Linked DNA regions of Mus musculus: region 2 is linked to region 1. The links are chromatin loops, found by intact Hi-C in ENCODE. Cell type or tissue: left cerebral cortex. All regions are shown on one strand. Each heading gives the region's core, and the rest is flanking DNA. Links, peaks and the distances in the headings are about the cores only.

Region 1 (2,800 bases), core at 59-2,558:
GAGCCCAGGATTTACAATCATAAAAGCCTACAGACTCACTTTGTGACCCGCTAGACTCAATGGGAGCACAAATCCACCATTTTAATGAAGGGGCATTATTTTCCTAAAGATTAATTCATACCATGTGTTATTAATCAGCAGAGTAACTGAAAGCTCATGCAAAAAATGCTCTCCCAGTTGAGTAGAACTTAATTGCATTATTGTTATTAGCATGGCTGCGGCAACCTCCTTGTGCCACTGGCTGCCCAACCCCCCTCTCTCTCTCTCTCTCTCTCTCTCTCTCTCTCTCTCTCTCTCTCACACACACACACACACACACACACACACACACACACACAGACAGGCCGACAGACAGACAGATAACACCACACCACACGATGAAGGGTAAAAACAGAAAACCCAGAGCCAGAAAGTTGCAGCTATGTCTGTCAGGAACAGGTTTTTTTTGGTGTGTTTTGTTTGTTTGTCTGTTGTTTTGTTTTTGTTTTCAAGAAACACCGTTTGTCTCTGGAAAGACGGGTCAAGTGTGCACCAGACTGCCTTGAGAAGTAATTAAGCTTGGGCTGTTTCATTTCACAGCGTCCCATCTTGCATAACGTGGGAGCAGCTGTGGGAGATCACAGGCCATGCAAAGCAAAATAGGCAGCCACATCTTTTCCCCCCATGTTCACAGCAACTTCCAGGGGGCCTAAAAGGGCTGCAAAGAGCTGCAGCCTCCGTGCTCCCTGATCACACAGAGCCGACCTGCCATCCAGACAGAGCACGGTCCCAGTACCAAAGCAACCTCCTTTCAAGGGATGAAGAAAGGCAGCTTCAATGTCCCACTCAACATTCAAATCTCAGAAAACCAACTTTTGATCCAGGGCTTGAGACCTCTCCCAAAGTTCTTAAGTTACATGCCAAAATTCTCTCAGGTAGACACAGGAGTTGGCAGCTCCATCACAAGTTCCTCTGGCTCTGGCTGCCTTGTCTTGCATGGATTTAGAAAAAGGGGGAAGCAGAGTGTCAAGTCTCAGACCAGGAGTCCGCCCACCCCACCCCCCAGCCTCATTTCCTTCCCATCATCCCCTTAAGAGAAGGTGGAATCTTAAAACTTGAGAAACCAGGAACCAACTGCACTTGGGACGCTCTCTGGGGCAAGGGAAAAGGCGTCACACCCTTTTGAGCTCACAGCAAGGCAGACTCCGGGTGGGAAGAGCCCAGAAACTTAGTCCCAAAAGGAAACGGAGAGAGAGGATTCCAGTCTTTGATTGAGAAGCTGGAACGGGAAGGCTGAGTGATGCGGAATGCGGGAGGGAGCCATGGACTCGACTGAAGGAACTGGGGTCGTCCGTGAAGTCAGGACGGCTCTTAACACGTCCCAGCCAAACTGCACATTTTTGTGGTTTAAGATTTAAGACCAAAGGGAACACACTGAGGTTCTCCCCTGCCCGGGGCGCTTCTCCCCCACCCCCCGCCTTCCCCACCCGCGTCTGGGTTTCAGATGCCTCCCCCTCGCGGAGGGACCACGGCGCCACTCAGCTGCCGGCCTCCTCTTTCTCTTTCTGGGGAGCTGTCCATCTGCCCAGCCGCGAGGTCCACCCTCCAAGTTCGGCCGACCGAGTGCGGGCGCGGCGCCTGCGGCCAGCCACCTGCGCGCGTCTGCAGCAGACCCCGCAAGGCCCAGAGCTGCGCGTCCGGGGGATGCTACGCAGAGGGTCGGGGTCTGCCGGTTGCTTTTCATTCTTTAAACAAAAAGCTTTAGCGGCCCGTCCCTCACTCCTCCCCGGCCAGCCACCTTCCCTTCACACCCACTCTGCACCTCCCGGCACACGCGCTGCGAGGTGCTGCTCCCGCCAGACAATGGGTTCGTGGCCGCCGGGGTAGCCCGGCCCGAGCTCCTCTCCCCATCCGAGGACCCCTGGAGAGCGCAAGGACGGAGGCTGAGAGAAGCGAGGCTGGGAGCCCACAATGGGGAAGGTGTGAGCCTCGCCCTTGGGACCGGAGGAGCCGGGTCATCTGCGCCGCCTGCCCCACGGGGGCCCCGCGCCCGGCCGCAGCGGACTCACTCACCAGCACGATGGCAAAGCGCTCCTCCAGTTCACCTGGCTCGGGCATCGGCAGCTTCAATGGCACGTTGTGCGCCTTGAAATCGGTCTGCTGCGAGTCCATGCTCCCCGCGTTGCCCATGTCGGCTGCGTGCCGGAGCCCCGGCTGGCTCCGGGCCCCTTGCGTCCGCGTCCAAAATGCCCACAGCCCCGGGCGCTTGGCTCCCGCCCTCCGCCGCGTCCCGGTTAGTGCTCAGCGCACGCCGCTTCCTAGCAGAGCTCCGAACCCAGCCGGTCCCCGGCCGTCCTCATGCTCCCCGCCGCCCCGGCGCCGCCCCGGCCTCTCTGCCTCGCGAGGGGTCTGCAGGGCGCTGGGCGCCGATCCGCATGGTGCTCCCGCCGCCCCCGCCGGCACCCGCGGCCGCTTGCGCGCTCCTGCTCGTCCGCCTCTCGCCCCGGCCGCAGCGGCGCTGACACCTCAGCCCCGGCCCCACAGCGAGCGGACGTTCGCGCACGGCTGGCCGACACAATGCCCCCTCTCGGCCCCCGCCCCCGGCCCGGCTCCGCCCACCCGCCCCGCGGACTGCCGGGACGCGTAGTTTCGGCCCAAACCGGCCACGCGCAGAAACCGCGCGCGCTCCTGGAGGGCCGCGCTGTAGTTGGGGTGCTTGCAGCAAAAACAAGCTGGACGCCGTGAAAGGTGGCTTTAGTCACTTTTATCTCGACCTCCCTCACTCCGACAGTTTGAAGACCTGCCTCGCCTACGTAAAATC
Region 2 (2,800 bases), core at 54-2,553, 69 kb before region 1:
ACCCTTGACATTGTAACAAGAATAGAGTATGTAAGACAGAAAATGGGCCAGGAGCAGTAGTATACATCTATGGGAGACTGAGGCAAGAGCTTGGGTGCAGAGATTGCCTGGATCACACAGTAAAACCCTGTCATTAAAAGGGGGTAGGAGGTGAGTGCTCCTAGACGCAATGTTGGTATCCTCCACCTCAAAAACAAACCAGCAAATCTGCCTTCTAATGGGAACATACAGGAAGAGAAAATAGAACAAGCAAATCATGTTTGCAGAGTGGATCGCTTTTCAAAAGACACTTAGGATTCTGCCCCCACAAGCTTATAAAGTAAACTCAGTGTTTTCATGCCCGTGGCAAACATAAGTCTAAAAGGATATCGTTCACCTATCCCTACTCAGGAGTGTGCCAGATCTGGATGCAAATCGAAGCTGCGTCTACAAGAGAAAACCTACATGATGAACACTCCTCTCTAGCTGGGAAGTGGATGCCCAAATTACAGGAAAGATCTCTGGGGTTGCACACTTACACAGTAACAAAACAGACCACAGCTGTCACATGGGAACATAGCTCACACCTCTACTTTAGGCTTCCTCAGGACATTTCAGGATGTCCTAGGTACTACCAACCCTCAGCACAGCTGAATCCATAGTATTCTGTACTTATGACATTTTTCTATGCTTAAGACACACAAGGTCAAGTCGGAGAGGATCTCAAGGCCCTTGGACATGACATTCCCACTCGTGATTCTCACAGGTCCTGAAGAGCAAGGCAGCTACTACAAAGTAGAAGCTAACTGCTTGGAAACCCAATGACAGGTGATAATCAGCAAATGTCCAGGTAATCATGATGGCCTCCAATAATGTGTGAATCAGCAATACCCAAGCCAGGAGAGGAAAAACAATCTTCATTCGAGAGTAACAAAGAAAAGAGATGGCAAGAAGCTGCAGAATGAGAAGAACTCAGATTCACCAAAAATGAATTAAAAACTCCCCAGCTCTTACTGTAACCTGAATGAGTCCTACATCTGGTTTAGAGAAGCCTAGCTATTACATTCCACACTGAGACACAAACTGTGAGACCTCATAATCACATCAAAGGTGGCTGGCTGCGACACTACAGAAAAGAGTAAAGAACAAAGGGGCAAAGGGAGAGAGGGGAGAAGGGAACCAATTATATCAAAAAACCATGAAGGAGGACAGAGGCTGCTGCTTCAGTCCGGCCTGTGGCCTGCAGTGGATGTCTGCCAAGCTAACCTTAATTCTGAGTCCATCAGAGTCCATAACATTCACAACTCATTTGTTAGCCTCCATGCACTGTTAGGAGAGCAAATGACTTCACTGGAAAAGACCATAGAAAACTCTGCTGTCTTGCTGGTTCTTTATCGAGAAAGCTCTTGCTCCTTCCTGCTAGAAATAACTCGTTTAGTGCATCCTTCCATGTGCACATCGGGCCCTGCAGTGTATCTAGATCACATTGTCTTACTGGAATCAGGCTGAGTACTCTTCCCGGGAACATCGCTAATGGAGGAAAGGGACTCACTTGTCCTGCCCTCCCGCTCCCTTCCCCCGCCTGGCCTCCAGCCTCCAAGTACCAGGCTCCATTAGTACAGTAATAAAACCACTACTGTTTGATTAGCAGTAATGAGTTCTAAACGTATCAATGGAGTGTTTCACGGGGAAGGGCTATTGTTAGGTGCAGCATCAATCAAGGACAGTAGATATAGCAGCTTTCTTTAAAGCGTGACAGGACTGAAGTGACAAACAGCACACCCATGCTCCTCAGGGACAGCACAATGTCACTTGGACAACTAAGACAAAGGACCAGTGAGCAAATGCCTTCGTTTCCACAGAGCTGTCTCCACTGCAACCTCCTGTTCAAACCCAGGGGGAACCGCTCAGTTTTAAGAACTGCTGCTTCAATTGTCTTCTTCTCTGCTCACTCCTCAAAAGTCACCCAGACTCGCCAATCTCCTTTATATCCTTCTACTTATTAACTTTTCAAAAGAAGAGAGGAAAGCATACTTACATAAAATAGTTCTGCCTCACTTCCCTACTAACTTCAAGGATGAAAAGTAGGTTAGTTAGCTGCCAAACTTCCTGCGTCTGTTTCCTTAACAGGTGCTCTGGGTCAAAATGTGAACCTAACCGTTTTTTGACCCATTACAACAGCAGGTTCATGTGGTCCAAATTCACTGAAATCAAAACAGTTGGCCACTTAGCTGGGAAAAGATATTGAAGTAAATTTCCATTTTAGTCTAGCTTTCTGACTATCCTTTGAAAAGAAAATTTTCTCTATTAAAGACAGATGACTGACAGGCAGACAGACAGACAGATGGTAGACAAACAGATACACACACACACACTTTTTGTGACAGTCTCATATATCCCAGGCTAGTTTTGAATTAACTGTGTTACTGACACTGACCTTGAACCCCTCCTGATCTTGCCTGACCCAGCCTGATCCAGCTGATAGGCATTTACTACCATACCCAGGGTAATAAATTAGATCTTTAATATAGCTACTAACTAGAGAAAATTCTGGTAACTTCATCTTTGGTTAATACAGGTTTATCCACCTTTTTTTCATTAGCTTTGCATTTCTTTTTAATAAATGTACAGCTTCATGCAGGTAGGCAATCAGTCTAGGCACAATAAGGTTCTCCAATTTTAACTCCCGAAAGGACTTCCTAATTCTCTCTGGTGGTAGAGGTTCAGGGTATTTGTTTTTGTTGTTTTGTTTTGCTTTGATAAGGCCCTCCTAACCTATAGGTAAAGAAATACCAAACATTTCCCATGCACTCCCTGAAGG

The links. Peaks named below come from ENCODE experiments on the same cell type or tissue, not always from the same donor. Only the 100,000 strongest peaks of a DNase experiment are listed, where the experiment ranks them.
Region 2: a loop joins it to region 1, with 2.1 times the contacts of the local background. A loop is called at or near these places in 5 of 42 quality-filtered maps.

What each region holds. Positions count from the first base shown.
Region 1 is chr2:52,857,512-52,860,311 of GRCm38, reverse strand. Fmnl2 (formin-like 2) reads right to left here and starts at 2,444. Exons shown (of 27, transcript NM_172409.2): 1 at 2,053-2,444. The coding sequence starts at 2,169. In left cerebral cortex, for the core only: a CTCF peak has its summit at 1,501; DNase peaks (open chromatin) are centred at 1,507, 2,146, 2,161, 2,544 and 2 more places; H3K4me3 peaks cover 2,325 bases; H3K27ac peaks cover 2,194 bases.
Region 2 is chr2:52,926,895-52,929,694 of GRCm38, reverse strand. All of the region lies in intron 1 of Fmnl2 (formin-like 2), which reads right to left. Among named protein-coding and RNA genes, the nearest start is that of Fmnl2, 70 kb to the right of the region's middle. In left cerebral cortex, for the core only: no CTCF peak of the experiment used is centred there; a DNase peak (open chromatin) is centred at 1,571; H3K27ac peaks cover 868 bases.